Regions from separate parts of the Mus musculus genome. Here regions 1, 3, 4, 5, 6 and 7 are each linked to region 2. A link is a loop called in an ENCODE intact Hi-C map of the cell type or tissue named here. Cell type or tissue: left cerebral cortex. All regions are shown on one strand. Region 1 overlaps Gm39417 (a long non-coding RNA gene). Region 2 holds the start of Tanc2 (tetratricopeptide repeat, ankyrin repeat and coiled-coil containing 2). Region 3 overlaps Gm39417 (a long non-coding RNA gene). Region 4 overlaps Mrc2 (mannose receptor, C type 2). Region 5 overlaps Tlk2 (tousled-like kinase 2 (Arabidopsis)). Region 6 holds the start of Gm35828 (a long non-coding RNA gene). Region 7 holds the start of LOC115487808 (a long non-coding RNA gene).

The links. A loop is a pair of places that touch in the nucleus more often than their neighbours do. Peaks named below come from ENCODE experiments on the same cell type or tissue, not always from the same donor. Only the 100,000 strongest peaks of a DNase experiment are listed, where the experiment ranks them.
Region 1: a loop joins it to region 2, with 6 times the contacts of the local background. A loop is called at or near these places in 10 of 42 quality-filtered maps.
Region 3: a loop joins it to region 2, with 2.9 times the contacts of the local background. A loop is called at or near these places in 9 of 42 quality-filtered maps.
Region 4: a loop joins it to region 2, with 4 times the contacts of the local background. A loop is called at or near these places in 22 of 42 quality-filtered maps.
Region 5: it touches region 2 in a loop (2.5-fold over the local background); 11 of 42 quality-filtered maps call a loop at or near these places.
Region 6: a loop joins it to region 2, with 2.8 times the contacts of the local background. A loop is called at or near these places in 6 of 42 quality-filtered maps.
Region 7: a loop joins it to region 2, with 5 times the contacts of the local background. A loop is called at or near these places in 32 of 42 quality-filtered maps.

The regions. Positions count from the first base shown.
Region 1 is chr11:105,456,914-105,460,913 of GRCm38, forward strand. All of the region lies in intron 1 of Gm39417 (a long non-coding RNA gene), which reads left to right. It also overlaps a transcript of Marchf10 not described here. Among named protein-coding and RNA genes, the nearest start is that of Marchf10, 2.2 kb to the left of the region's middle. In left cerebral cortex, a CTCF peak has its summit at 2,070; a DNase peak (open chromatin) is centred at 809; H3K4me3 peaks cover 625 bases; H3K27ac peaks cover 1,368 bases.
Region 2 is chr11:105,589,815-105,593,814 of GRCm38, forward strand. Tanc2 (tetratricopeptide repeat, ankyrin repeat and coiled-coil containing 2) reads left to right here and starts at 172. Exons shown (of 26, transcript NM_181071.3): 1 at 172-435. In left cerebral cortex, a CTCF peak has its summit at 2,314 (motif pointing left); DNase peaks (open chromatin) are centred at 229, 665, 1,552 and 2,281; H3K4me3 peaks cover 2,740 bases; H3K27ac peaks cover 2,003 bases.
Region 3 is chr11:105,462,291-105,466,290 of GRCm38, forward strand. All of the region lies in intron 1 of Gm39417 (a long non-coding RNA gene), which reads left to right. Among named protein-coding and RNA genes, the nearest start is that of Marchf10, 7.6 kb to the left of the region's middle. In left cerebral cortex, no CTCF peak of the experiment used is centred here; a DNase peak (open chromatin) is centred at 2,463.
Region 4 is chr11:105,346,293-105,350,292 of GRCm38, forward strand. Mrc2 (mannose receptor, C type 2) reads left to right here. Exons shown (of 30, transcript NM_008626.3): 21 at 1-32; 22 at 138-301; 23 at 428-536; 24 at 943-1,181; 25 at 1,307-1,475; 26 at 1,568-1,714; 27 at 2,015-2,134; 28 at 2,306-2,485; 29 at 3,276-3,302; 30 at 3,407-4,000. The coding sequence ends at 3,633. Among named protein-coding and RNA genes, the nearest start is that of Mrc2, 56 kb to the left of the region's middle. In left cerebral cortex, a CTCF peak has its summit at 1,669 (motif pointing right); DNase peaks (open chromatin) are centred at 1,108 and 1,676; H3K4me3 peaks cover 549 bases; H3K27ac peaks cover 518 bases.
Region 5 is chr11:105,267,875-105,271,874 of GRCm38, forward strand. It overlaps Tlk2 (tousled-like kinase 2 (Arabidopsis)), which reads left to right. Exons shown (of 22, transcript NM_001112705.2): 18 at 1,752-1,921; 19 at 3,225-3,363. Among named protein-coding and RNA genes, the nearest start is that of Mrc2, 23 kb to the right of the region's middle. In left cerebral cortex, a CTCF peak has its summit at 2,463; a DNase peak (open chromatin) is centred at 2,476.
Region 6 is chr11:105,506,147-105,510,146 of GRCm38, forward strand. It overlaps Gm35828 (a long non-coding RNA gene), which reads left to right and starts at 2,411. Exons shown (of 3, transcript XR_880249.3): 1 at 2,411-2,665. In left cerebral cortex, a CTCF peak has its summit at 2,128; DNase peaks (open chromatin) are centred at 316, 2,006, 2,199, 2,455 and 1 more place; H3K27ac peaks cover 1,976 bases.
Region 7 is chr11:105,361,421-105,365,420 of GRCm38, forward strand. It overlaps Marchf10 (membrane associated ring-CH-type finger 10), which reads right to left. Exons shown (of 12, transcript NM_172568.2): 11 at 3,096-3,138. LOC115487808 (a long non-coding RNA gene) reads left to right here and starts at 1,425. Exons shown (of 2, transcript XR_003949780.1): 1 at 1,425-1,829. In left cerebral cortex, a CTCF peak has its summit at 1,596 (motif pointing right); DNase peaks (open chromatin) are centred at 1,181, 1,772, 2,328, 2,686 and 1 more place; H3K4me3 peaks cover 2,172 bases; H3K27ac peaks cover 2,458 bases.

The sequences.
Region 1 (4,000 bases), 130 kb before region 2:
GAAGAGATGCTCTAGGAATAGGCACTCTGATTTTGTCTGTGTTCACGCCCAGACTCAGTGTTGTTTCTTATAAGATGAAGATTAGAAAATGGGAGAGGAAAAAAAATTAAATAAAACAGTAAAGGGAATAAATGAAAAGAAGAAAAGATACTGCACTCTTTGAAATGGTTGTTATACAGGGATCTCAGGCAGAATGTTCCGATCCAACCTCAGAGCAGAAATAAACAATTAAGGGAGGCACCCGATCAGCTTCAGAACGGAGCCCGAAAGCTAGCCTCTTAGTTAACAGTAGTCATTACGGGCTTCTCCAGGAGAGAGGAGCTTGGAGGTTTAGACCAGTGCCCACCAGGTTCTTGGTTTACATCACTGTTTCTAGGCTGCGTTTATTTTTCACTGAGGGGCTAATAGGCAGCCTTGAGTCTTCTATTTCTTTTGCATATTTAGGTACTTAGTACCTTGCTGACTGATGTCACCTAAGGGCATTTTAGATTGGGCGGAGAGCAAAGAAGATGGACAATAGAAATTGTTGGAACTTTCACCAGTGTCCCAGAGTCTCCACATGTCTGGGGTCCAGGAGACTTCTATGCAGCCCCTGTAAGCCCACATTCAGGTGGTGGCTTTGTGTTTGCAGTATGACACCCTTTCTATTCTTATCACTACCACCCCTAATTTAGGACTCAGTGGTCTCTAAACTGGATTGATGTTTGAACCTTGCAAGGACGCTCTGAGCCCCTGTCAGTCGTACCCCAGGTCCACCTCTCCCTGTGCCACGTAAACAGCCTAGGTCCCATGTCTTAATCACCAACAAGCCACTCTCAGACTCCAGCACTGCCTAAGAAGTGAGCCCCAGACTCTGGACTGTGACTGTCCCTATTTGTTCCCCAGGACTTGCTTTCTTGGTTTTGTCCTTGAGTCATTTCTTGCCAGTTGCGGCTCTAGGACATGCCAAACCCTCCTTCTCACCTTCACGCCAACTTCTAAGACGTATCTTGAGCAACACAGAGTCTAGACAAAATATGCCTTGGGGAAGTCTTTGTTTTGGGCTCTTTCTCATCTGACCTTCATTGCTCTCCCTTTCCAAACCATTTTCTATTTTTAGTATGTTTAAAGATTTTTATTACATCTTATTTTTATTGGATGTGTGAGAGGGCAAACATGCCCCAGTGCAGGGAAGGGGAGGTCAGTTTGCTGAAGTCTGTTCTCTCCTACCGTGTGGCTCCCAGTGACCAAACCCGGCTTGTCGGGCTTGGTGGCAGGTACTTTTTACCTGCAACACCATGTTCTAGTCTTGTTCTCAGCCGGCTAACAAAGATTCTCTATTAAATCGTTGACTGGTAAAGACATACCATGGAACCTCTTTCCATGGTCTTTGCTGTTCAAAGGACTATAATTAAGGACCCCCAAGTTTGAGACACTTTCTGGGATGTAGCTCAGTGCCTGTCTGGCATGAAGCTCTGGGTTTGATCCTTAGAGTGGATGTGATGGCAGATGCCTGAAATCCCAGTTCTTAGAGGAAGTGAGGGCCTTCTAGGGAAACCTCCTCACTCTGTCAGAGACTCTGTGTGGGGGGAGGGGGGTTGTGGGGATTGCAGTAAAATGAGAAGCGGGAAGCTTTTTCTTAGAGACCAAGGACCTAACTCAGAGATGATAGTAGTAGTGGTAATTAGTGATAATTATTATTACTGATTAACAGAGGAGGACATTGAGGACTAAGAGAGATAGTTGAATAGAGATGACACAGCCAAGGACTCCTGACAAGGAATGGATCCAGAGCCCGGGAGAAGACTCCCATTCCCAGCAGATTAATGTTGCCCACTAAGTAAGAAAAAAGACACTACCATACTGGCATATATTAGATATGGATTTTTAATTTTCTGTTTTAAGAGCTAGAGGAAAAAAAAAAGTACATTTCACCCCCAAAAGGCTGTTGTGAGGTTTAAATGAGAGAAGACAAACATTAATTGGTAGTTTCATTTTCCAAGGCACATTTTACTGCTAAAACACAAAGTACAAAGCTTGGAGAAGTTACCTGTCTCAGCATGAAACATTCCTATACTTAAAAAAAAAAAAGATTTATTATATTATTATATGTAAGTACACTGTAGCTGTCTTCAGACACTCCAGAAGAGGGCGTCAGATCTCATTACGGATGGTTGTGAGCCACCATGTGGTTGTGGGATTTGAACTCAGGACCTTCGGACTCGGAAGAGCAGTCAGTACTCTTACCCGCTGAGCCATCTCTCCAGCCCCTTTGCTTTGTTTTTGTTGTTGTTATTTTGTGGGGTCTCTAGGGGGTCGGGTCATGACTGCATTACCCAGGCTGACCTCAGATTCTTGGTCCTCCTACCTTCGCCTCCCCAGTGCTGGGGTTACAGGTTACAGGTGCCAACACACCTGGAAGAAAGCATCATGCCCTTGAGAGAAAGAGGCAGTGGCAAAGATCAGCTCCTAAAGAAGCTACAAAGCAATTCAGACAGTCAGCTTTTCAGGAGTAAACTTAACCCTGACATGTAAATTACAAAGCAGGTCAGCTCCTGTACTAAAAAGCAAGTGTGGCCAAAGAGAAAAGTGGAAGCCTGAGAGAAGAAACAGTTTCCATGGAAGGAAGCATCCTAAGTGCCATTACTTTTTGCCCCTGGTAAATGAGGAGAGGAAAGGGGCTTAAATAGTCATGGGTTCTAATCACCGAGGTGACCTGCATTTGCAAATAAGCCACAAGAAATCCTTTACTTGAATCTAAGAATTCTGTAAAGGGCAACCGGAAGTGTAACGATTCAGGTGAAGCCTGTGGAGGTTTCAAAACAACAACGAAATAAAGTATTTAATCCAGAGCAAACTGTCAGGAGGCTCTTCTAAGACTGCCATGCCATGTTCATGGGGACTTGGCACAGGTACGCAATGGTGTTGAAATAGCCAATCCTAACACACACACACACACACACACACACACACACAGAGAGAGAGAGAGAGAGAGAGAGAGAGAGAGACAGAGAGAGAGACAGAGGCAAACAGGGGAGGGGAGGGGGAGAGAGGAAGGCAGGGAGGGAGGGGGACAGACTACTAACTAATTAAGGTCCTTGTAAGCGTACAATCAGGAGCTTCTACAGGCCACAGAGCTTTGTGCCAAGTGGCCTCCCTCGAAATGCTTAGACAGGGTCATTTTGCCTTGAGTCTTCCATGACTAATGAGTTCCTGTTTTCATCAGCTGAGGTCATTGTGTTGCCTTCACTCATGCCTGGCACGAACCATGCTTGTTGTTTGTTAAAATCATTCCACCCTGGGTGTGGTGGTGCATCTTGTAATCCCAGCACTCCGGAGGTGGAAGTAGGAAGATTGTGAGACTCACGGCCAGCCTGGGCTACATGAGCACTGTCTCAAAAAAACAAACCAAAAGGATCCGAGAGAGATGGCTCAGTGGTCAAGAGCATTTGCTGCTCTTCCAGAAGACCCCAGTTCAGTTCTGGTTTCTCATGTCAGGCAGCTCACAACTCCCTCTATCTCTGGCTCCGGGAATCTGACACCATCTTCTGCCTATGAGGACATCCATAAACGTGTGACATGCATACACACAGATAATAGATAAATAAAATTAAATTACAATTACAAAACTAAACAAGGAAAGGAGCCCTTTCCTGAGGAGGGAAAGTGAGAAGGCATGTCGGCCTTCAGAATAACTTGGGAATACGGCTGATCAATTTTCTAAAAACTAAAATACTTTTTATTGTTTTGTGTATGATGGAGAGCATGTGCCGTGGTGCATGTGTGGATATTATTTTGTGTATGATGGAGAGCATGTGCCGTGGTGCATGTGTGGATATTATTTTGTGTATGATGGAGAGCATGTGCCGTGGTGCATGTGTGGAGCCTAGAGGACAACTTGGAGGAGTTGGTTCTCGTCCTCCATCCTGTGGGTCCCAGGGATCAAACTTTGGTCATCAGATGTGGTGGCTTAGCCAACTAAACCATCTTACCAGCCCCTGACTAATTTTCAAAACTAGCT
Region 2 (4,000 bases):
CTGCTCCGGCGGGGCCCGCTGGCCACAGCCGCCTCGCGCCAGCCGCCCGCCCGCCCAGCGCGGCCAGCTGCGAGCGCCGCTAGCGCGGGGCCCCAGGCGGCAGGCGCCGCGCTCCCTCCGCCGCCCCGCGCGCCTCCTCGGGCGGCCCCGCCCCCGTTCCCATCCCCCTCGCGCTCACCTCCCGGCTGTGCCGCGCGCGAGGCGGAGCGAGGCGCCCGCCGCCGCCGCGGTGCTGAGGGGCGAGCCTGTCCCCCCCGCGCCGCCGCTGACAGGAGGACCGCAGCGGGCTGCCAGCGCTCGCCGGCCGCGAGGCCCCGCCGAGCCCGACTGAGGTGCGGATCCTCCGTGGGGCGTCCGCGGGCGGCGCGGTCCTCACCGGAGACCACTGGCACGCGGGCTTGACCCCGAGGTGCGCCGCGCCCCTTAGAACGGCAGGTAAGGGCTGGGCGAGCAGGGAAGAAGGGTCGGTGAGGGTGAGGTGACAGGGGCGTTCGCTTGCGACGCCTCAGCTGCGGGGGCTGGGGCGAGCAGGGAGACTGGGAAACGGACAGTGAAGTGCCTCCGGTGTCGAAGGCGTGGGGAAGGCAGGCTGCCTCCGAATGAATGTGGGACCGAGGGCGGCTTCGGAGGGCTCCGGGGTCTACCACTTGGTTGTCACCGAGGTTGGTCTTGGTATTTGGTACCTGGAGGGTCTTTGGATGACGGGGACCGGGATGAGATGCGAGGCAGATTGCTAAACGTGGCAAGGAATGTGGTGCAGAACGAGTTGCAAAATGTGTCCCTGAATGCAGCATAAAAGTAGTTGTGAAATGTGCCAGGTAAAGGCACAGGATGGGCTGGCCTCTGTGGCGTAGAAATGCATGGTAGAAGTGTTATTAGGAACATGAATAATTCCTTTGGGGAAGGAGGTGTACTATAATAAAAGACTAATGGGGCTTTTGCTACATATTCTGTCGTAGGAGATCGAGAGGAGCTGCGATTTTTGACATGGGGAAAGTACCCACGTGAAAGCAAAAAAAAAAAAAAAAAAAAAAGATTGTCTGATTGTGAGATGGGAAAGGAAAAAAATGGGGCTAAAATGATTTCAGATTTTGTCATCAACATGTAGAGCATCCATGCAATTGTAGCCTGTCTCTCTATTCCAGGTGTGGAATGTTTAAAATGTTTCCCAGAAAACATAAACAATGGTCATTAGCATTAGGAAAAGATTGGATGTCTTTCACTCTCTCCTCTGCTCCTCTCAAGGAAAAAAGAAAAAAAAGAAAAACACAAACAACAAAAAAAGACAAACAAGCCAAGCACCCTGACTGTAATTGTGTGTTCAGGATCGTTAGGCAAAGGGAACGATTTTTCATGTGTCCCTGCCTTGGCTTTTTTACAGGTGAAAATAAGTGGAACAAGGAAAACAGAACAATATGGTGAACAAAAGGGATAAATTTTCAGGCATTTTGAAGGGTTGGAGCCAAAAGCTATGGCAGTGGCTAATTACAGAGCCTGGCAATAGTGGAATATTCTGGTATGTTTTAGCTCTTGAGATGGGATGGTGAGATAAGATAAAAACGCTATACAGTAAATTGGCATAAAATGCAGCAACATGGATACTGTCAATGTAGTTAGTGTTCCTTGTAGCATTTACCAGGTAAATTGTCTTCGGGATGTGAGGGAAAACCAGAAACAAATGAAACAACTGTTCCTTACCTCTCTTCCTCCTCCTTTCAACCCCATCTTTCTCTCTTAAGTGTGTGTGTGTGTCCACATGCTACAAAACGTTGTGACTTCCATCTAAGAACATCTGTGTTTTGAGAGGATTGTCAGAACATACTGTAATTTCAAAAGTAACAAAAGACAGCTAGATGAGCCATTAAAAATAACGTGTGTATACATTGAGTATCTGTGTAACTGAAACAAAAGCAGAAATATTTGATGTGTTCACCAGGGTGTATTTAATTATTGATGATATCTTGGTGTGTTATGTTGGAATTCTTATAAATTGAATTACCTGCGTGAATGTTGTTCTTATTATAGTAATTTGCCAGATAATCTGAAAATTCATAGTGATTGGCTTCGCCCTGGTTCCAGATTCATTCATTGAGGGATCATTTCCTTCAAAAACGAAATTGGATTTTCCTTGATTAATTTTGAACTTTAGTCTTTTCTGAAGATATTTAGCCTTTTCTGAAGAGGCTCTGTTGAGGCTAAAGAGAGAAGAGGGCCAGAAGAGAATAAAGAGCAGTTCTGTTGGGTCTTCCTGTTTTGTTCTGACTGTAAGCCATATGCACTGCCACCCCCTACTGTCTGTAGGAAGAGGTGTTGCAGAACCCTGTTCTTTCCTTGTTATCACTGCCCCCTTGTGTAAGGGAAGAAATTGATAGCTGCAACTTTTGGGAAACAGTCTTTTCAGATTGTTCTTTATCATTGGAGTGGCTATGTAGATCTATTAATCACTTGTTTACTTTAAAGTGCATAGCTAGGAACACATGTTAACCAGATCTTAGATTTGATGTCCCATTTAAATAGTATCTGATATTAGTTAATTCAGGTTGCTAAAAATGCTCAGGAACATGGGACTCTATTACTTTAGTAGTAGTAGGTTACATTTATACAGCATACACTTCCTGACAGTCTTGTACATTGTTTATACAGTTACAAAATTCTTTGAGGTATATATTGTTATTTCCATTTTACCCAGGAGAAATGGAAACAGATTAATTTGCCAAAGATTATGTAGCTGAGAATTGGAAATGCTGTTTTAATTTAGAAACTCTGGCTGGAAACTCTGGCTCCTAACTGTCCTTCATCACTATACTGGATTGTCCTCGAATTAGTACTGACAAGGCATACTGTACTTAAATGCACATGTCCACCATAAAGCAAATAAACTGTGTACACATGTGCAAAGAGTGCTTATAGTAAATACTTCTTTTTAGGAATTTGTTTTTAAATTCTTTTTATGTGATTATAAGCAGTAAGTAGTCTTATTCAGGACTTTTCATGTGATTAAAGACACATTTATAGTCATGTTTTCTTTGAGGAGGATCTTTAGAGGTCAAAAGTTATATTCAGGTAGTTTGATACACACACATATACCTCATGGTATTTTTTTAAAAAAGTATCAGTAAATTTTTATTGCTAACTTTATTTGGAAAATCAAGATGAAATTATTTCTCCTGCATACTTACATTTTATGTTCTCTATTTGTTTTAATGTGATTAGCAAAAATGGGTTGGATCTTTTGAATAATTAGCTTTTCCAAACAAATGTTTGCTCAGATTTTTCTTAGCACTTAACCATTGTTTTATAGATATTCCTTACATATGAAATATTTACAAAAACGAATAAAGCTCAAGGAACAGCAGTGAACTCTACATTCCTCATATAGCTTCGATTGTTTTAGAAAGTGGACTGTCACCTCTCATGATTGTGATAATTATTTATTTGCAAATTATTTCTACCAGTCTGTTCACAGAAATATTTTCTGGTTACCTTGTGACTCACATAGTTCATGTAGACAGTCTTTTACCTTAATATACATTTGTTGATATTATGGGTATTAAACATATTAATTATGAACAAACATTTTTAGGATGTAAAACTATATAATTTATTATACTGAAGAAATTGATTGAGATATAGGATCATACTTGCTCTGAATTTTTATTGATAATATTTTACTTGTAATTGGTTTGCATTTTTACTGTAAAAATTTACCACCAACACTGTTAAACCTTAATTGGTTATTTCCTTCTCCCATCATTGACTTTTTCTTCTTTGAAACAGGGTCCCCATGTGTAGCCCCAGTTGACAGTGACTTACCCATTCTGTTGTGCATCCATGGTGCTAGCATTAAAGCCATGTGCCACCTTGTCTGGCTGTTACTAATATTTTTTCCTCCAGTGGTGCTAGAGATAAGCCCACGGCCTGGTGTTTACTAACGTTAAGCTGCACTCCCAGCCCCTCACCATTGATTTTTACTTCTGTCATGCTCGCTCTCCTTGTTTGC
Region 3 (4,000 bases), 130 kb before region 2:
TTGCTGGGATGACCACAGCATGGGTCACTGTGCTCTGCTTTTCGTATGAGTTCTGGAGATCTGAACCCTGGTCCCCACAAGCGTGACGCTAACACTTTATCGACAGAGCTGTCTCTCCAGCCCCAGGGATCCATTTTTGTTAACTCAGAATCAATCATTTAGGAACTGATTCTCAGTGATCTTACTATCAATTTTTTTCCCCCAGAGAATAAATCTGGCAGACTGACCCTTGTTAGGCATGCAAGGTGCTCGCTCCTTGTGGAAAGGCATCCCCAGGAGGCTGAATTAAAGAAGACTAGATGCATATTGAATTAGATTTAAGGGAATTGTGTGTTTGTTCTTAGGGGATTTATCCAGCAGCAGCAGACCTTGAGGAATAACCTTCCTCCTACCCAGGGCATTTCCATCTGATAACTGATCTGGTTGATTTCCTTCCAAGCTTTTGGAGACGTCACAACGTCATGCTTCATTGAGGTCCCCTCCTGCTGAGCTTCACCGGGCTGTTCCTCTTCCATTTACTCTATCAGCAGTGTAGTATGGCTTCAAGAGAACTTGGCTTAAATTCCCAGCAGTGGCATTTGCGGCTCGAGAGCAAACAGCTTTAACCTGAAGATCCGCAGAGTTGGGAGTAGAATAATCAGGGCCTCCTCTCCTGTGAGAATGAGTGGAACACTGAAGGCCGAGTTCCTGGTGGTGTGCCTTGTAAGTGGCCGCCGCCCAACACCCAGTCCTGACGGCCGTTGATTACATTACAGGTGTACATTGACAGCCAAAGGTACATATCCGCCACATCAAAGAACGCCTTCAAAGACTTATTATGTCTTTAAAACATTGCTATTATCCCCGTGGCTAATTTTTAGATTGCATTTCAGAGACCCCTTTTACTGAGACCTCTTCTCTAACAGGGAGGGTGGATCTCATTTGAGGCTTGCAGCCATCCAGAAACGATATGAAACTTAGTAACGCCAGTTGGGTTTTCAAAGATCAGATGTTCCCAATCCAATTCTTCTGTGGAATAAAGTAGACTCTGTTAGAGATTGGCACACGCCCTACAATTAATTTCTTAATAAAGCATGTCCTGTAGGAGAGCTCTTAGAATTTCCCTCTGTTAGAGTCATAGCTAGCCTGTTGTACTATCTTACAAAGAGGAAACAGATTCATTCGACGGCTTGGATCTCCCAGTGCTGAAATGCTTCTCAGAAGTTCCATTAAACCTTTATTGCTTTATCTATTTTGGAAGATTTGGAGTATTCAGAGCCTTTCATTATGGCAATTAATGCCTCTGATGTAAGATTGGATTTGATTACAAGAACTCTGAACAAATATATTGCTTTTTTTTTTAATTTCTGAAAAATGGTTACCAAAGGAAAGAATTTGACTTCTGTCCAGAAGGAATATCTGATTTGTTTGGACTTCAGATAAGCTCAGGCCATACATGTTTAGCCAAGAGTGCAAGTTATGGGCTGATCTTCAAGCCCTGCCTGTATGAGGCTCAGCCTTCAGAAGCTACGACCGCAGCAAGAATCCCACATGGGGAGTAACAGTGCACTAGGCAAGCAGTAGAGTACTTGCCTAGTGAGTGCAAGCTCTCAGGTTTTATCTCCAGAACTGGGGTAGGGGGTGGGGGAGGTGGGGGGTGTGTGAGAAAAACACACGAGCAGTAAATAGGTTTCTGGACAAATTAAATGCTCAGGCCAAAGCAAGCAAACAAAAGAGACGCTTATCAAGAAGCCAGGGAGCATAAGAGCCAAGCATGTCCAGGACTTTGGTGGACTATACTATAGCATTGTATTCAGGCAAAGGGGCAGAGCAAGTGAGGAAAACCAGAGCTGAAAACAAAACAAAACAAAACACCCACCCTCCAGAAAAAAGCAAACAAAAAACCCCCAGAGCGGTCGGTTGTTCGGTCGGTCAGGGGAGCAGAGGTAGCCTTCTTTCTAAGCTCTGCTCTTGAGATGTTTGCTTCATGGAGCTTCAGCTCTGTGGAGTGCTCTTCACTCCTCCCAGGGATGGTGTAGGGAGCGCACAGATGGATATCCATCCCTGACATAAAACATCACTGACACTTGCCCTCTTGTCTTCTTCTTCTTCTCATCATTTTTATATGATGTCTATGCATGTGTGTGACTGTTACATGCTATGGCTCGTGTGTGGAGGTCAAAGGACAACTTTGTGTATCAGTCCTGACTTCCCATCTTGTTTGAGTCAGGCTCTCTTGTTTGCTTCTTGTGTTCCAGGCTAGCTGGCCCCAGAGTCTCCAGGCACTCCTCCACCTCTGTCTCCTATCTCCCCTTAGAAACACTGGGATTACAGCCATGCATTACTGTGGTCTGGCTTTACATGACGTCTGGCGATTCAAGCTCAGGTCCTCATGCTTGCCCAGCGAGTGATTTTTCCCACTGAGCCCTGCCCCCAAACCCCAGCCCAGAAACCTTTCTTGGTTCTCTTGCTGTTTCTGTAATGCCACAGACGACAGCAGATGAGCCAGTCTCTCTCATTTCTCCCCTATTGCATTGCCTTTGCCCGACATAAGCTCAGCAGTTCACTTCCCCTTCGTCTGGGCTAAGGGTGTTTTGGGGCAGCGCAAGTGTCTGCCAGGCACAGGTGGGAACTAGACTTGGGAGAGCCAGGAGTGGGAGGGAGGGGATAGAACAAAGTGTGGTTATTGGAGCTTGCTACCCTTATCAAGGCTGTGGATACCAAATGTGTTTGCTTGGTTGGCAAATAATTATTGAATGGCTATTAAGTGGCAAAGATGATTTATGTCCGCACAAATCAATAAATACCAACAGGTGGTAAGTAGACTTTGCTAATAGGGAATAGTGACAGGGGAATATTGGTTGTCATGGTGGGGAGAGTGGGAAGCTATTGGAATGTGGTAGTTGAAGATGGTCTCGCTGGGTGAGACTTAAAGGATGAGAAGGACTCCAGGGATGGAGATAATGAGATTGGGAAAGTCTTCAGGCAAAAGAAAGCTTAGAGATCAAGGGAAGCCAGGAAGCCGGAGGGCCAGTGTGAGGAAAAGTGATAAGGCTCTGAGAGATGGGACTGGACTTTATTCCAAGCACCACAGAAAACCACACGAGAGGGGTTTTGTTGTTGTTTTTTGGGGGGTGGGGGTGGTGTTTTTGGTTTTTAAAGTATTACATTTGTTTGTTTATTTATTTATTTATTTATTTATTTATTTATTTATTTTGTGTGTGTGTGTGTGTGTGTGTGTGTGTGTGTGTGTGTTACAGATATATTTGTGTTACCACATCTAGGTGTAGAAATCAGAGGACAACTTTCAGGAGTTGGTTTTCTCGCTACCGTGTGGGATCCAGAGGTCAAGCTGAGGTCATCAGGCCTGCGACAGGCTTTACCTGCTGTTCTTTCCATGGTACCAAGACAGAACGGCGGCCTGTCACACACCAGGAAAGCAGTTAGTCACCGAGCTGCATCCCTAGCTCTTCACACCTGCTCCATGCCACAGCACCTGCATGCATGCATGCATGTATGCATGCATGCTTACCTGCGGGCATTTCTGACGTCTCATGTGGGCCGTTTTATTTACATCTACCAGGAAGTTCATCACCAGAAATAATAGTTATGACCTCATGATTCCTAGTCTGGTCTTTAAGAAAACTTCAGGTTGTCATTCAAACAAAGTGTGTTATCAATCGACAGGAGAAGAGATGTGGAAGGATCAGGCACTTCTAGTTCTAGGATGGATACACAGTCCTATGTCCTGCCCTGATCTACTACATATATCCTGTTTGTTAACTTATAGCCTCTCCTTACAGCCTTTCCTTGTCACATGTGTGTGCGTGTATGTGTGCATCTCTATGTGTGTGATCTCTGTAACTCTGTGAGTGTGTATCTCTTTCTCTCTCTCCATATGTGTGTGAATCTCTCTGTGTGTATCTGTGTATGTGTGTGTATCTCTATGTGTGTGTATTTTTTCCTCTCTTCATGTATGCGTGTATCTGTGTGTGTGTATGTGTGTATACCTCTCTATGTA
Region 4 (4,000 bases), 240 kb before region 2:
GCTGGTCACCATTGCAAACCCCTTAGAGCAAGGTAGGGTCAACCTATGGGGAGGTGCTGGTGTCTCCCCACAACTCGCTACAGCAGAGCAAACAGGGGCTACCCCATCACTCTTTCCTTTCTTCTGGGGGACTGCAGCATTTATCACAGCCAGCCTCCCCAACGTGACCTTTGACCTTTGGATTGGCCTGCATGCCTCTCAGAGGGACTTCCAGTGGATTGAACAAGAACCCCTGCTCTATACCAACTGGGCACCAGGAGAGCCCTCTGGCCCCAGCCCTGCTCCCAGTGGCACCAAGCCGGTGAGGACCCACACCACAGTGCTTTTCTCTGTCGCTGTCCCCCTCTCCCCTACCTCGCCCTTCCAGCCTCAGCTGTCCTTAGATGGGGCAGCCACTGAGGTTCCCCTAAGTAGCCTTTTCCCCCAGACCAGCTGTGCGGTGATCCTGCACAGCCCCTCAGCCCACTTCACTGGCCGCTGGGATGATCGGAGCTGCACAGAGGAGACGCATGGCTTCATCTGCCAGAAGGGCACAGGTACACGCAGCTGCTACACAGAGACACCCCTGCACTGGCTAGCTGCTCTGGGCCGGTCCAGAAGGAACCAAACATTGAATCTCTTTTCAGGGGCCATAGAGGTCCCTCCAGAGTCATGTATCTGCTTGGGAAGCAGGTGGTCTGCGGGGGGGGGGGGGGTGTGTGTGTGTGACATGCTGCTATGTCTAGGGTCAGAACCCCTGAGGTTCAACGTCAAGGCATCTCCAGCTCCTTCTGCATGTTAGCAAATAGAAAGCTCACTGATAAGGATGGCGACTGGCCATCCCCAGTGGAGACCTGCTCTGAGTCTGATGTCTGGTTTTCCCTAGCTTAGTCTCATACCTGGGAATGGGGTAAGGGTGGATGGGGCAGAGCTCGGTCTGAGTCCTGCCCCCTTTCCCTGTAGACCCCTCGCTAAGCCCATCCCCAGCAGCAACACCCCCTGCCCCGGGCGCTGAGCTCTCCTATCTCAACCACACCTTCCGGCTGCTGCAGAAGCCACTGCGCTGGAAAGATGCTCTCCTGCTGTGTGAGAGCCGAAATGCCAGCCTGGCACACGTGCCCGATCCCTACACACAAGCCTTCCTCACACAGGCTGCACGGGGGCTGCAAACACCACTGTGGATCGGGCTGGCCAGTGAGGAGGTGGGCTCCTAGGTCAAGATTTTGCCTCGCTTACCCCCACCCTACCTTCTGCCTTGATTTCACTTCCTCCTTCCACCTTGAGAGTATGTTCCCTTTATTCTCACCTATGGCTACCTAATACCCAGGGCTCACGGAGGTATTCCTGGCTCTCAGAGGAGCCTCTGAATTATGTGAGCTGGCAAGATGAGGAGCCCCAGCACTCGGGAGGCTGTGCCTACGTGGATGTGGATGGAACCTGGCGCACCACCAGCTGTGATACCAAGCTGCAGGGGGCAGTGTGTGGGGTGAGCAGGGGTGAGTACCACCCGTGAGGGCCAAGGCTTGCGCAGGTGCAGGTGGTTCTGGGAAGATGTTCGGGCTACGTCTTCAATTCTGCACTCCAACAGGGCCCCCACCCCGAAGGATAAACTACCGTGGCAGCTGTCCTCAGGGCTTGGCTGACTCGTCCTGGATTCCCTTCAGGGAGCATTGCTATTCTTTCCACATGGAGGTGCTGTTGGGCCACAAGGAGGCGCTGCAGCGCTGTCAGAAAGGTGGGTGAGAGCAGCCTAGCCCAGATCCGGGACTCTGAGGCCTGGAGAAAGAACTTCCCCTCTGCCTATAGGCACTTATCTCAAGCTCCCCTCGCTGTTTAATACACAGACCATGTTGTGTCATCTACAGAATATCCCACGGTCCACAAGTGCTGAGATTCACACCATCTTGCACTTGAGCTGCCAGAGAAGAGTGCCGGGGTTGCTGTGAAGCGGGAGGGGGGGGAAGTAGTTTGGGGGGGGGGTCTATCACCATAAGGAGAATCTGCTTGTCCTGACATGGGCTTTCTTTGTGTCCAGCTGGTGGGACGGTTCTGTCCATTCTTGATGAGATGGAGAATGTGTTTGTCTGGGAGCACCTGCAGACAGCTGAAGCCCAAAGTCGAGGTGCCTGGTTGGGCATGAACTTCAACCCCAAAGGTGGGTGCTCTGTGTACGGGAAGGGAAGGGCTCAGGCTGCAAGAGGGATGCTTACCACTGTCTCCAGGCTTGTGAAAGTACAGCAGTGGATCGTGGTTATCGCCTCCCACCTAGAAACCCCCCTTCCACCTATTCCCATTCCCACACCTTCCCAATGGGTTCCTTCCACAGGAGGCACGCTGGTCTGGCAAGACAACACAGCTGTGAACTATTCTAACTGGGGGCCCCCTGGCCTGGGCCCTAGCATGCTAAGCCACAACAGCTGCTACTGGATCCAGAGCAGCAGCGGACTGTGGCGCCCCGGGGCTTGTACCAACATCACCATGGGAGTTGTCTGCAAGCTCCCTAGAGGTAAGCCAGGATCTCGGTCAACAGCTGGGCCCATAGCTGGACTCACAGCTGGATGTCCAGCTGGGTCTAGGGTTACTTGATATACAGGGGCATCTGCTTTGGCCGGAGGGCATCAAGTACATTAGTTTGCAGCAAGGACTGACGCAGGGCCTCAACTTTCCAAAGTACACATAAGCCCAGAGGACAGCAAGCCCCATCATTCTATAGTGGTTAGGGACAAGGGATGGTCAAGCCCTGGACACTCACGTATTGACTCTGAGGCCTGGGGATATAGTCCATTTGGTAAAGTCACGCAAGCACCAGGATCCGAGTTAAGATTCCCAGCACCCCAATAAAATCCCAACATTGAGTGCCATCACCTGTAACCCTAAGACAGAAAGGGAGACGTGTATTTGTGTTTTATAGGCCCCTGGAGCTCATTCACCAGCCATGAGCTGAATCCATACGTTGTAGGTTCAGTGGTAGACCCTGCCTCAAAACACCGAGGTAGAGAGGCATCAAGGAAGACACAGTGCAATAACCTTGACCTCTGACCTCTACGCACATGCACACTCACAAGTATCTGCTTATATTCACCTATAAGAACACATACATAGACACACACACACCTGTCCCATCAGCTTCCTCATATATAGAACGGAAATAGTAGAAGCCAGGTCCTAGAGTCCTGGGAGGTTCAGTGACTCTGCAAGGTGACATTCACAAAGCAGTTCACAGGCACTTATTTAAATTGTGACTATGATTTCTGTGAGGACTGATTGTGATTCTCTGGCTCTCTCCTCTCCTACAGTGGAAGAGAACAGCTTCTTGCCATCAGGTGAGTGGAGGGAATGAGCGAGCCCCGGCCTGGTTCTTTCGCTGGCTCCTCTGTCCCTGTGGTCATGACTGGGGCCTGATGTGAACTCCCCACCTCCATCTCAGCAGCCCTCCCCGAGAGCCCGGTTGCCCTGGTGGTGGTGCTGACAGCGGTGCTGCTCCTCCTGGCCTTGATGACGGCAGCCCTCATCCTCTACCGGCGCCGACAGAGTGCGGAGCGTGGGTCCTTCGAGGGGGCCCGCTACAGTCGCAGCAGCCACTCTGGCCCCGCAGAGGCCACCGAGAAGAACATTCTGGTGTCTGACATGGAAATGAACGAACAGCAAGAATAGAGCCAAGGGCGTGGTCGGGGTGGAGCCAAAGCGGGGGAGGCAGGGGCCCCAAGGGCGTGGTCGGGGTGGAGCCAGAGCGGGTAAGGCAGGGGCCCCAGGTCAGCAGGCCCCCATCACCCATCAGCCCAGTTGTCTTTGGATGGCAACCCTTGGGAGTTGCTACTGGGTGCCGGGGGCATAGCTTGCCATGGGGTGGGAGTACCCAGCCTACCATAGAGGCTAGGCTGAGACTTGGCAGTGGGTCATGTTCCCCTTTCCCTTGGGCCTGGGATCGTGTCACCTGGACCTGGACCCCATGGCAACTGGAGGCAATATGAGAAGGGACATGAGCTTATTCATGTCTTTTCCTCCCCAGATCCCTGAGCCT
Region 5 (4,000 bases), 320 kb before region 2:
CTATTTATCACACTCTGGTTAGTCTTATGTACAGTATCTAGCCAGCTCACCGTGTTCCCGAGAGTGTAGCAGTCAGTCCTTAGGAACTGGTTCCAGTTGCTGCTGACGTGCCACTAGCAGGCCCAATCTAGAGGCTGATACACACATCATCATCCTGTTATCCTAAAGCAGGATGGTTAATGTGACAAAAGGAAAGACAACCTAGTGACGCAGGTTGTTGGAATACAGGTTTCTGGGCAATAGGATTTTAGAACTGGGAGGGATCTTAGGGTTCAGGCTTTTCAAATATCAAAAAAATAAAATTATTAATGTAAGATCTTTGGTCCTCTTGATAATCCTGTGTATAGCAATAAGGTCAGTAAGCTGCAGAGCCTTTGGTTTATTCAGGGTTTAGGGACATTTCAGTGTTTGAAAACTTTTTTAGTTGCAGTTAGGCCTGAGTCAGGAGAACATAAGATACCTTAGGTCTTGCCCGTCGATGTTACATCACTCTCCTAAGGCTGTCTAAGAGTTTGGTCTATCCACCCAGAAGCTTTCTCAGACAAGCAGCCCTTGTGTAGACGTATATCCAAGAAAAAGAGTCTGACTCATTTCAGCATCTCAGATAAGAATGGGCATTTCAGATAGGCTCTCAGAGCATTACCATGCATTTTAGGTGTCATAAAAACTATAGTTTATTGTTCAGTCCTGAGATTCTGCAAGTGTGTGTTTGTAGTCAGTTGCAGTGTGGCTTGAAGTTCAGCTTATAGCTGTTTACTACTTCCTTTCCTTCTACTGCATTGGGGGGCATCTCTGGTAAGCTGTCAGTGGGCGCTCATCTGGGTTCAACCAGTGAGTAAGCACATAGCTCTAGTTTCCCTGGTGACCTGACTTCGAATAGCACCACCTTCTTCCTCTGACCCTCTGGCTTTAGGGTGCTAACAGTTTCCTGCTGTAACTAGTCACAAGGGTGCCTTACTGGACAGTTTGTCTTCTTAGATCTTCAGCTTGTAAATCAAAGCCTCTGTCTTCAATATTCAAGTGTTTTTTATTTCTTGGTTAAGTCCTGACTGATAAACCATAACCTAAAAAGATTTTTTAAAAAAGTATATATCTCTCAGGAATATTTTTTTAAAAAGTATATATCTCTCAGGAATATTCAAGTAGCTCAAGGAAACATACATCAATTTTAATACTTGGGGAGATAGATGCATTAGTTGTAGTGCCAACAATAACGTGCAATTTTAAATGGGGGATATGAGCGATATATTGGCATGAATATAAGTAAAAGAATCCGTACCATATGGAACACATTTGTGTAGTCTTCTGCCAGACATAGTATACAACTAGTTCTTGAGACCTGAGCAGAACTTAGACTCTTCCTTAGTGTATACACTTATATTGGACACGTGCAAGGATAATTGTGTGATTGATCACTGTGTAATAATGGACATGTGCTATGGGTATGCAGAGGAGACCCTGCTATAAGAGGGTGACTAGACACACATTACAGTTCTTGTCAGTGTTCTTAGAAGAAATGCGCCATAATGAACTTTGGCACAGTTGATGCCACTATGGAGATTGCAGAAGCTCATCTCCCAGAGAGCAAGTGTCTCGCCCTCTGAGCCTTTGGCAGCTGATAGAAAGGAATAGAAGAAGTTTTAGGAACAAAGGAAGGAATGGAAGCTCTGAGACCTGAGCTCTGCTGAGAGTGGTTTAGGTGGTTTGATCTGCTTTTTACTCCACTGTTAAATGCTGGTTTATGCCTTCAGGTTTTGTACAGTATTAGAATACTGTGAAGGGAATGACCTGGACTTCTACCTAAAACAGCACAAATTAATGTCGGAGAAAGAAGCCCGATCCATTATTATGCAGATTGTGAATGCTTTAAAGTACTTAAATGAAATAAAACCTCCCATCATACACTATGACCTCAAACCAGGTATGGCTAACTTTCAGGAGATATTATTAAATGACTTTTAAGTTTATTAAGTCAAAGAATTTGACAGGAGCCAAGAAGACCCAACAGTCTATCACTGTAGATGCCTGGGTAACGTGGGAAGAAGAGTCCTGGGCCGCTTGGTGCTGGGAAAGGGGGGATGGGTGGGGAAATAGTACCTTGTGTGCTGAACCAGGAAAATTAATGATGACATTTAGAAACAGCTGTTCTGGCAAGTTCTATTTTGGCTTTTTCCCATTACTCACAGAATGGAGCAGTTTGTCTCAGGTCTCCCTGATAAAGTATACATATGCCTTGCCTCATTTTCTTAAGGACCCAAGCAGTTTTTATCTTTTTAAATTATCATTTAACTTAGTAGGCATCAGGAAAAGGCAAGGAGCCTTTATCCCTTACTTTATATTTCTGTTAGCTCGCTTTTTGTCTGTTTAAATGTGTGTGCCTGTCTCCTTTTATGTGGAGCTATTGGCTGTGACCTTTAAGTTTAGCCACTCACCATTCTATTTCTAGAAAAGTCACTACACTTTTCCTGCTATAGGTGGCGCTGTGGCACCATTTTTGATTCCCAAGAATGTTTTCTTTATAATTCCCCTACCCCCACCTTCCTGAAATTGCTGTTCTAAGCTTGGTAGCATAGAGAGCACACTGAAAGTTCATGTGAAATTTTCCCACATATTTTCCTCCCCTCCCCTCCCCTCCCCTCCCCTCCCCTCCCCTCCCCTCCCTCCCTCCACCCTCCCTCCCATCCCCTCCCCCCCCCCTCTCTCTCTCTTTCTTTCTTTCTTTCTTTCTTTCTTTCTTTCTTTCTTTCTTTCTTTCTTTCTTTCTTTCTTTCTTTCTTTTTTCCTCCTCTTCCCCCGCCTCTTCCTCTTCCCTCTTTCTTCTTCTTCCTCCTCTTCCTCCTCATCTTCTTCCTTCTTCTTCTTCCTCTTCCTCTTCTCCCTCCTCTCCCTCTTCTCCCTCTTCCTCTCCTCCTCCTCCTCCTCCTCCTCCTCCTCTTCCTCCTCCTCCTCTTCTTCTTCTTCTTCTTCTTCTTAAAAAATCAACTGTACAAGTAATATTTTACTTTGGCAGGTCATTTTTGTTTCCAGTGCCCAGCGTGGATTTTGGCACATTAAACAGGCAATTCTAAGAAAATAGAAATTTCCAGTGGACACTGAGGATTCTCCCAAAGTTAGAATTAGACTGTTTTATTCCAAAGATTTAGAATTCACTTGTTCCCTTCTTGTGTGTCTTTTCTCTTAATAAAGAAGTCTCATTTTATTCATAAAGGTCTTTATCTTTTTAGGTAATATCCTTTTAGTAAATGGTACAGCATGTGGAGAGATAAAAATTACAGATTTTGGTCTTTCCAAGATCATGGATGATGATAGCTACAATTCAGTGGATGGCATGGAGCTGACGTCACAAGGAGCTGGTACTTATTGGTAGGTATCAGGGAGGAAGTCTGCCAAATCGGCTGGTGGGGAGGTGGCTCTGTTATACTGACTCCTTAGTGATTAACAATTAATCCTGATGTAGTCTGCTAAGACAGAAGTAGAGTTTTTAGTACTTTGATTTTCTATATCAATTTTTCTTCTATTTTCTTTCTGTTCTTGAAAACCCTTGAGAGAGTGCTTGTATAGTCTGTCCCCTGGAGATCTGTGTTTATTACACAGTGCTGACTGTACAAGCCAGCAGAGAACAGGGTTGTTTAGTTGCCTTAAAAAAATAGCCCTGAATTCTTAACAGTTCAAGTAGAAGCCTCTCCTTGTGTTAATAGGATGAGGGATTTGTTTCTAGGATGATGAATTGTTAAGTCAAGAATTAAGGATAGGCCTAAAACAAAACAACAAATCTATAGATTCCCTCATATTCCTGTTTGTTAGCATGTCCTAAAGGGTTTGAGACTCCTTTCTACTGAGCCCTGTGTCATCCTTCTCCCAGTCACCTGACCCCACCTAGCTCTGCCTCACAGTTCTGTGAGCACTCCTGCCTGCTATTGGCTTTTCACTAGTACTTTCTACAGTGAGAGTCACAAAGCATACCTGTGCCTGGGCATGTGATTTTGTGATTGTGACCTTG
Region 6 (4,000 bases), 84 kb before region 2:
AAGGTATATAGACTTGAGTGGGACTTAATCCTTCTAAAATTCAATATCTTCACCTCCGAGACACTAGAGATAACATCATATACATTGTGGGCCGACAATAAAGACTACATCAGGTAACACGAACATTTTAGCACTCAGCAAGTCCTTGTTATCCTGGCTGTTGTTATTTCGTTCTACGAGTGCACCAGGCTAAGTTAGTGCAAAGTTAGTGCCTTTCTCTGCCCTTCCGTGCACTTCCCTCGCATCATTTCCCCACCTCTCACCGAGGCTTCCTCCCTCTGTCCCCATTGTCCAGAAGTTCTTTGCCCAGCATCCTGCTCCCCGCCCCTTCCTGCTTCTACTTCCCCCACCTCTACTCTTTCCTCCTTCTTTCCCTTTTGATTCCTTCTTTCGCTTCCCATTCAGCCGCTGCCCCGCTTCCTGTTTTCCCCGCTGTCTCACAGTTTACACCCTTTGCCTTAGCCCATCACCCCTCTCCCTGCTCATTTCCCTCTCTTCTGTGTTACGGTCTCACATTATCTCTGCTTCTGCCTTTGGCTTCCTTGACGTTGCCAGGACTCACCCCTCTTCCATCTCCCATGGCCTATCTCTCTTCTTCATGGTTTTGCCTGGAATTGTGCCTGGTTCTTGTGCCTCTGAGAAGTCCTCAGTGAATCTCACCTCATGGTGTTCAGACCTTCAGGAATTCAACCTCCTCAGTGTGGGTTGGGGCTTGTGGCTTGAATCCAATAAATGGCCCATTATAACACTGATAGGATACCACTTTTAAGTTTTGATTAAAAAAAGAAAGCAATGTCTGTCTTGATGCTTTTTGGCTCCAGGGAACACAGCCATTATGTTGCAAATGACCTGACTAACAAGACTTCAGACCAAGAACCTCAAGTTTCCATCACCAGCCAGAGGACCTGTGGCTGGCCAACAACCAGCCGAGCTCTTAACCCTCCCAAGAGCCTCTTTATAGCCCCTCTGGCATCTTCACTGTACTTGTATAAAAGATCCCAAGTCAGGGGTTCCCAGGCAAGATGCTTCTGGACTTCCAACGCAGAAAACCTATAAAGCAAGCAATGTTTGTGACTTAAGGTAACTATGTCTGGCCGTAACTTATACGGACTCTTTGGACCTCAGTCTCCTTGGGACACTTAGAGGTTATTCGGGTCTACTGCGTCAAATGTCCTGTGCAAGAGGAGGCAGCTGTGGATGCTCTGAGGCCCATCCCGTCTGTTTTCCATAGGAAGTCCAGTGCCCCCCACATCTCTTTGTGCTTTAAGCTCCGCTTCTTTCTATTTGCCTCACATTTTGGCTCCTATTATCTGAAGTCTGTTTCTAATTTCTGGCAGAACTGCAGTGGCCTGTTGTTACCTCACTCTGCATGACAAGCCAATTTCATGTCCGAGTCACGGCTATTGTCTCTGTCCTCTGATAATCTCTCTTGATTTTTTTTCTTTTAATTCCCATAGAACATGTGACTATAGAGAGTTGCCCTTGTGCCTGATCTTAGTGCTGTGTGGCCCCCAGACAGGGGTGAACAACAGACAGACAGACAGACAGACAGCCTGTCTGCCACTGAAGCATCTTTTCTTGTTTAAGAATTTGCTCTCCAGATTTCAGGTTCCCTTCCAACTCCTGTAAAGACTGGAACATATTAAATAAAAGCTGAGCTGAAATTGGATGGAATGTCTCAGGCACTTAGAGTCAAGAGTTCTCTTTCAGGGGAGCACGTGGGAAAGGGGCCAGGGCGTGTCTGCGTGAACGTAAAAGAAGAAGGCTTTCCTATCTTTCTGTTACCATTCCATCTTTAAGCAGAGACAACATCTTTTTTTTCTTAAGCAGGGCCTGTAACCTAGGATCCATCACTTATGTATGGTGTCCATGGCAACCAGGCAATGGTATGGGATCCCTTTTCACTGGGGAATTCCTTTTATGGCTCATTTCCAAAACCAGCATGGCCAGTACAAGAGTCTGCAGTTTCCCAGTTGCTTAGCAACCAGATCCCATGCTCTGGTCTCTAGGAAAAACAGGCAGATTTTTTTTTTAAGTGTTTGTCGTCAGAATCATATGTTACATTGTCTCTACTTTGTCTCTTTAGAATAAAATAATTAGTGTGTGATAAGGATGCAGGAAAGGGCAACTGCTCCCTCCCTCTTTTCTGCTCATGCCTCCACTGCTCCTGGCGGGCTGCTGCAGGCAGGCAGGGAGAGGGAGGGAAATGGTAGCAAGCTTTCAGCTTGTAATTAAGCACTGCGAGCCATCTGCACATTGAAAGCTCTACATTTTTAACGTCTCGTGGGGACATCAAGTATGTCTTAAGCCAGCAATCTGTGATGCAGTCCCTCCCTCTCTCAAACCAGAAAAGCCAGACTCCACCCACAGGTGTCATTTGGCCACATCTTCCCTTACATTCCGAGGGGGCTGGGCAGAGTCAGTGTGCTGAGAAAGGGCATGTGACCTTGTGCCTCTGAGTGACAGCTGAGGGTTTGCACCATGGATGATTCTGTTATCCATATCTGGTAGGTGTAGAGCAGGGAGGAAGCTCAACACTCTCACATAAAGGATAAAGACGTATCCTGCTGGCAGTGTCACGAAGCTAACTAAGGCTGAGAAACTCTAACTTAAGGAATCAGAAGACGCATCTGTCTTGTTCAAATCCAGCACTCTGACTGATGAGGTAAGGGGCGGGGCATGGAGACCATCCTAATCAGCACACACAGTACCAGCCCTCATTTCTCTATGACAGGGAAGCTCAAAGCCCTTATAGCGGCTGATTAAAGGAGTGTTGATCAGTTAGTCCTCTGGAGTTTGTGACAATGGAGGTAATCCATAAGGAGACCTCCCCATAAGGACAGACAGTGGAGTAGACTTGGCGCTGGACAGTACCAGCCTCGCAAGCTGATGACCAAGATTAGCCATTGTGTTCTTAGGGTTTGGTGTAGGCCTTCACTCTTGCACAGCAGATGTCTCACCTACTGAGCATTTCCTCAGGCCAGGAATTGCATTTGTATAAGGATATTGAGGACCAAAGATGATGTGTGCGTGCACACACACATGTACATCTTTGTACATGCATCTGCTGTGGTAACAAACACAAGGCAGGCTCTTGATGATATACATTCATATATACAGTTTTGTTTTTTTTTTTTTTTACAAACTCTTCCCCAGTGATGCTGAGAATGAGGCTAAAAGCTGTGTGCTAGGAATATGCAATTGGCCTCCCTATTGTGTCATCTATGACAATCAGATTTCCCTCAGGATAATATGCTTGTACCAGATGTCACAACATTATGTAAGAGGGTTTTGAACCTATTTCTATCTTCAGGGTTGTGCTGCTACCTCTTGCAGGATAATGCCAGACATTGCATTTGGTTTTGTGTGTGTGTGTGTGTGTGTGTGTGTGTGTGTGTGGTTAGTGTATGAATGCTGGAGACTGAGCACAGGGCCTGGTGCATGCTAGTCACATGCTCTACAACTGAACTACGCCCAAGCTCCCATCATGAGTTCAATACATTTAGTAACCTTTTCTTTCCACTTGCTTGAAACCTTGAGGATACCTCTTAATTCTAATAAGCTAATTTATTTTCACAAGATTGGATCCTTTCATAATTTTCCAAGCTGCAATAAGTGCCCTGTTAGCTCCCCAGCTTCTAACCTGGCCTTGTCTAGAAGCCCTGAAGCCCCCCAGATCACTTGCAATGCCCCTAATTTTTATTATTTTTTTCCTTGAAATTCATCTATTAAAACAGCATCTTTCATTCTATATTTTAAGTAAAGGTGGGTAACATTCTCTTTGAGGTGTTTTTTTTTTCTCTCCCTTATTCTTTCTAGCAAGTTCCCCAAACAGGGTAGCCTTTTGGAGACAGAATCCTTAGTGGGTCCCAAGTCCCCTCCTGGCTTATAACAGTTTGCATCTCATCTTCTGTAGTTTGTAACTTTTCTTCTTGCTGTCTCTTCCCTCTTGTTAAAATTCTCCTCCCAGGTCTCCCTAACTCTTCCAGCCTTACTCAGC
Region 7 (4,000 bases), 230 kb before region 2:
CAGGCTGAATAGAATAGGTAGAATAGCTGAATAGGTAGAGCCCTTGTCTTCTTCCAGACTGATGTTTCCAAGTTAACCCTGCTGCACAGTGGTGACAAAGAGCAGGGCAGGGTGGCACTGGGAGTGGCAGAAGGGTCCGAGCACAACAGATGGGACAGGAGAAGGGTTCTCCTTATTCTCAGAGAAACTCTTGTTCTCGTTGCTCCTTTTTGTCTTGGTTTGAGGGGACGTTTGCAGACTATGTAGAAACACTTTATCACAGTAGAATAAATAGTGTGTGGGGGAACCAGAGCAAATGACACCTGGCTGTTCACACCCAGACCCTCTCAGCTCTGTTTCTGGTCTCAAGGAGGCCCCGGCCACTCCAGCTTTCTCAGCCTCTCGCCCACAGAGTACTTCCCTTGAAAGCTGGGAGCATCCTGGAGTTGGCCCTCTTGCTTGCCTGGGTTCACCCCACACCTGCATGCGTATCAGCAGGTCGTGAGCCCTCTTCCTGGCCTTAGTTTTGGCTCTGGTGACGGTCATCTGGGCCAGCTGGGAAGCAGCTGTCAGAGAAGCTGTGTCAGGAGCCCTGTCACAGGTTGGCTCACACATCTAAGGATCTGCCTGAGACGCCCTCTCCTCAGTGTTACTGATGGGGGGGGGGTCTTTTGTTCAGGGAGTGGTGTACAGTAAGAAGGCTGACTTGGCACCACAGGGCCACAGACAGCTTGGCACCCTTTGTGCCACCCTCTGTGCCCTGACAGTTTGTCCTTTACCTCTGTGTTTACCTGGACTGAACTGGGATGGCAGGTCACAGCTGTGACTTGGTGCTGGCAGGCCATATTAACCAAATGCTGCCAAGCAGGTGAGTCATGACAAGCTGGAGGGACCAAAGAGGAAGAATGTGGCCCAGGGGAAAGGCTGGCCTCTCCTGGTTCTACTTCTGGTACCTGACTTTTGTCTTGATAGTGGCTTTGGCACAAAGACAAGGTAAGGGCTGCCAGTGGTCAGTCACTGAGGTCCGTGTGTTAGTCCCTCTTGTCCTGGGCTCCGTCCGTACAGCCTGGATTGGCTCTCCCCTCCCTATCAGTATCTGGGAAGTGTAGGCTGGGGGCAGATAGAAGGAACTTGGCCTGTATTTCCAGGAAAGAGCCTGCTGCCCTACTGCCTGTGAATAGTTGATCCTGGAGCTGGGCCAGTTCCAACTGAGACAGCAAATGAGTGGTAGACAGTCAGAGGGACCATCTGCATGGGAGCGACAGAGAAGGAAATGAATACCCTTCTTTCCTTCTCTGTGGAGACTTTTTTTTTTTGTAGTGGTGGTGGTGGAGGTGGTGGTGGTGGTGGTGGTGATGGTGGTGGTGGTGGTGGTTGGTGGTGGTTGAGACAAATGCTTCACTATACAATGCAGCCTGGAATGGAACTCCCCACAGTCTGCTTAGGCCACCACGCTGCCAGCCTAGATTCCTTTCTAAACATTCCCTGGGGATGCTCTTACACTCTCCCAGAGAGAGCAGCCTCCTGTGACAGCAGGTTTAGAAGCCAAGGTTGCCTGTTGCTTTGACCTTGAGTCTGGGGGAGCCCCCGCGGGCTCCCGGATACAGCGGTCGCACGGAGCACTAGGGGGCGCCCCTGCCCAGCCGAACGCTCTCGGACGCGCCCGTCGCCGCAGGTTCCGAACCGGGTAGCGCTGCGGGCATCTTGGAGGCGGGGCGGGGCCCAGGAGACAGGACCCTCTGAAGGTCTCCCAGTTGGGGACCAAGCCCTGCTGCCTGTCACGTCTCTGTAGGATCATGAGGCTCTCGCCGAAGCCACGCTGAGAACCCGTGCGCGGACGCCTGGCCGAGGTGCGGTCCCTGGGAGGTGGTGTGTGCAGGCAGACACACAATGGTCTTTTAGACACCTTACCGCCGCTTTCCTGGGCTGAACCCAGGCGGCAAGGCCGAGTTCTGAGCACCCAGGCGGCAGCCCTGAGATCTCGCTCAGTTGGTCTGGACCTCACATCACGTAGGGATTGGGGTTCCAAGAGCTCCTTTTGTAATGAAGAAGGGCCTTCCCCATCTCTGAACACCGGGAGCCTGGCACCCTAGGACTGCGTGTCCTGAATAGCAAACTGGTTTTCCTAGGATGCAGTCTTGGCCCCACCCTGGGGAGCTCTGGACTGGTGCAGTGTCTCTTCTGGTCAGGTATTTATTTGTGTGTGGGGGGGGGGTGTAGGGGAGGGGTCCACAAAGCATCCCTGCAATGGGCTGCATCAACCCTGCCTGTGGGCTGTGCATGAAAGACACATTCCAGAGCCCCACCCCACCGCTGGAGTGGAGTCTGTGGGAGGGCCCAGGAATCTGTGTTTCGGGTAAGTTCTCGAGATTGTGGATGCCAGCGTGGGAATCACTCTCCTAAAGCTCTCAGGGCTGGGCAGGCTTTTGTAAATTGTCTCCTTGAAGAACCCAGAGAGACCCAGTTGTCACATCCCTCCAATTCCCTGCGACACTTATTCTCTCTGTGGATAGAGTCTTCCTTAAAGCTTGCCTCTGAGCCCTCTGCTTTAATTAGGCTCATCTTCTCCAGGGGGAATTTCTATGGAATAAGAAACCAGTCTGAAGGAGGCTGGAGACCTGTTGGCTTTGTTCAACCTCTGAATCCAACAGACCCACTTGATGTGCTTAATGTCATCAAAATCCAATCAAAACGCTTGCTTGTCAAAGGAGCGCTCTCTTTGGTAATGGCTAACCAGCCTGCTTTTAGGATCTGGGAAGGAAAATCCCAGGCAGGATCCTGGCAGGAAAAACAACAAAACAAAACAAAAAAACCCAACCAACCCTCCATCACGGGCTGGATGCCAGAGGACCTAACAAGGAAAGCACTCTCTTCCGCCTAGTTGACCCTTTCCCTTGGTTTCAGGATGAATTAAAAAATCTTATCTGCTCCACATCCAGCCGTCTTGATTGATTTCCAGCTAAGCCTAACGTTTCCCGAGCTTGGTGGGGTTATGTTGCCTCTGGGTGGTGGTCATAACTTCCTTCCAGGGTAATAGATTCAACACAGGAGCAGAAAAGAGGCAACCTAGCAGGCACCCTTACTGGGGGCAGGACAGGATGCACCCCCAAACCTACTTTCATTTTCTTCCGGTCTGGGTTGTGGGTAATTTCTTGACAACTGTGAGAGAGAAGACAGTGAGACATGAATTGTTTTTACAATGCAGCTGTGAACAGATGTGTACCTCCCTGGCCTCGGAATGTCCTAGAACTCCTGTGACTCGCCAAGGTGCTGGGGATCAGGGCTGCTTTTCTGCACCGATGGAGATCAGCTTGTCCCAAGGACAGTGCAGTGATAACCCGGGTCACCTTTGCTGCTTCGGGCTTCTATATTTGGCAGTGTGAACAGACTCGCTTCCTTTCAGCAATTGATCTGAATAGCAGAATCCCTTTCTGATGGTCCAGGCACAATTTACAGGCTGCGGGGAGGGAGGCTGTGCTAATTGGCCACTTGCCTCGCCACTGGCTTTTAAACAATCGCTTGTATTCTCTGCTCGGCAGGAAGCTGCCGACCCATCCAGGCCCTGGGCTCTCTTTGTTCTGACTTTATGGCATTTTATGCCACAATAAGAAATGCTGTGGACTCCATGGGAGCCATTGTGCCAGGCTGCAAGGATGTGGGCCCTGTCACAGAGGGCTTGGTGCTATTTCCCTGGGAAGAACAGGGACTTTGTGACAGGCTAAAGACAAAACAGGGGGTGCTGGACAATGTCACTGGACAATGTCACCGGTCAACTCCCTGGCCTGGGTGGAGGCACTTCTTGTCCACAGGCTCTTTTCTGTGGCCAGGGGAGGGGGGGGGCAGGGGAAGGATGGGATTTCGTCTAGAATAGCGGGTCTTGGTAACCTGTGGATTATGCATCAGGTGTACTCTACTAACCTCTGATGCCAATGCTCTGGGCGGCCCAGGCAACCTCACTCTGCCCTGAGATTCTGTGGCAGGTGCTCATAGATAGACAGACAGACATCTGACCAGCCCTCCC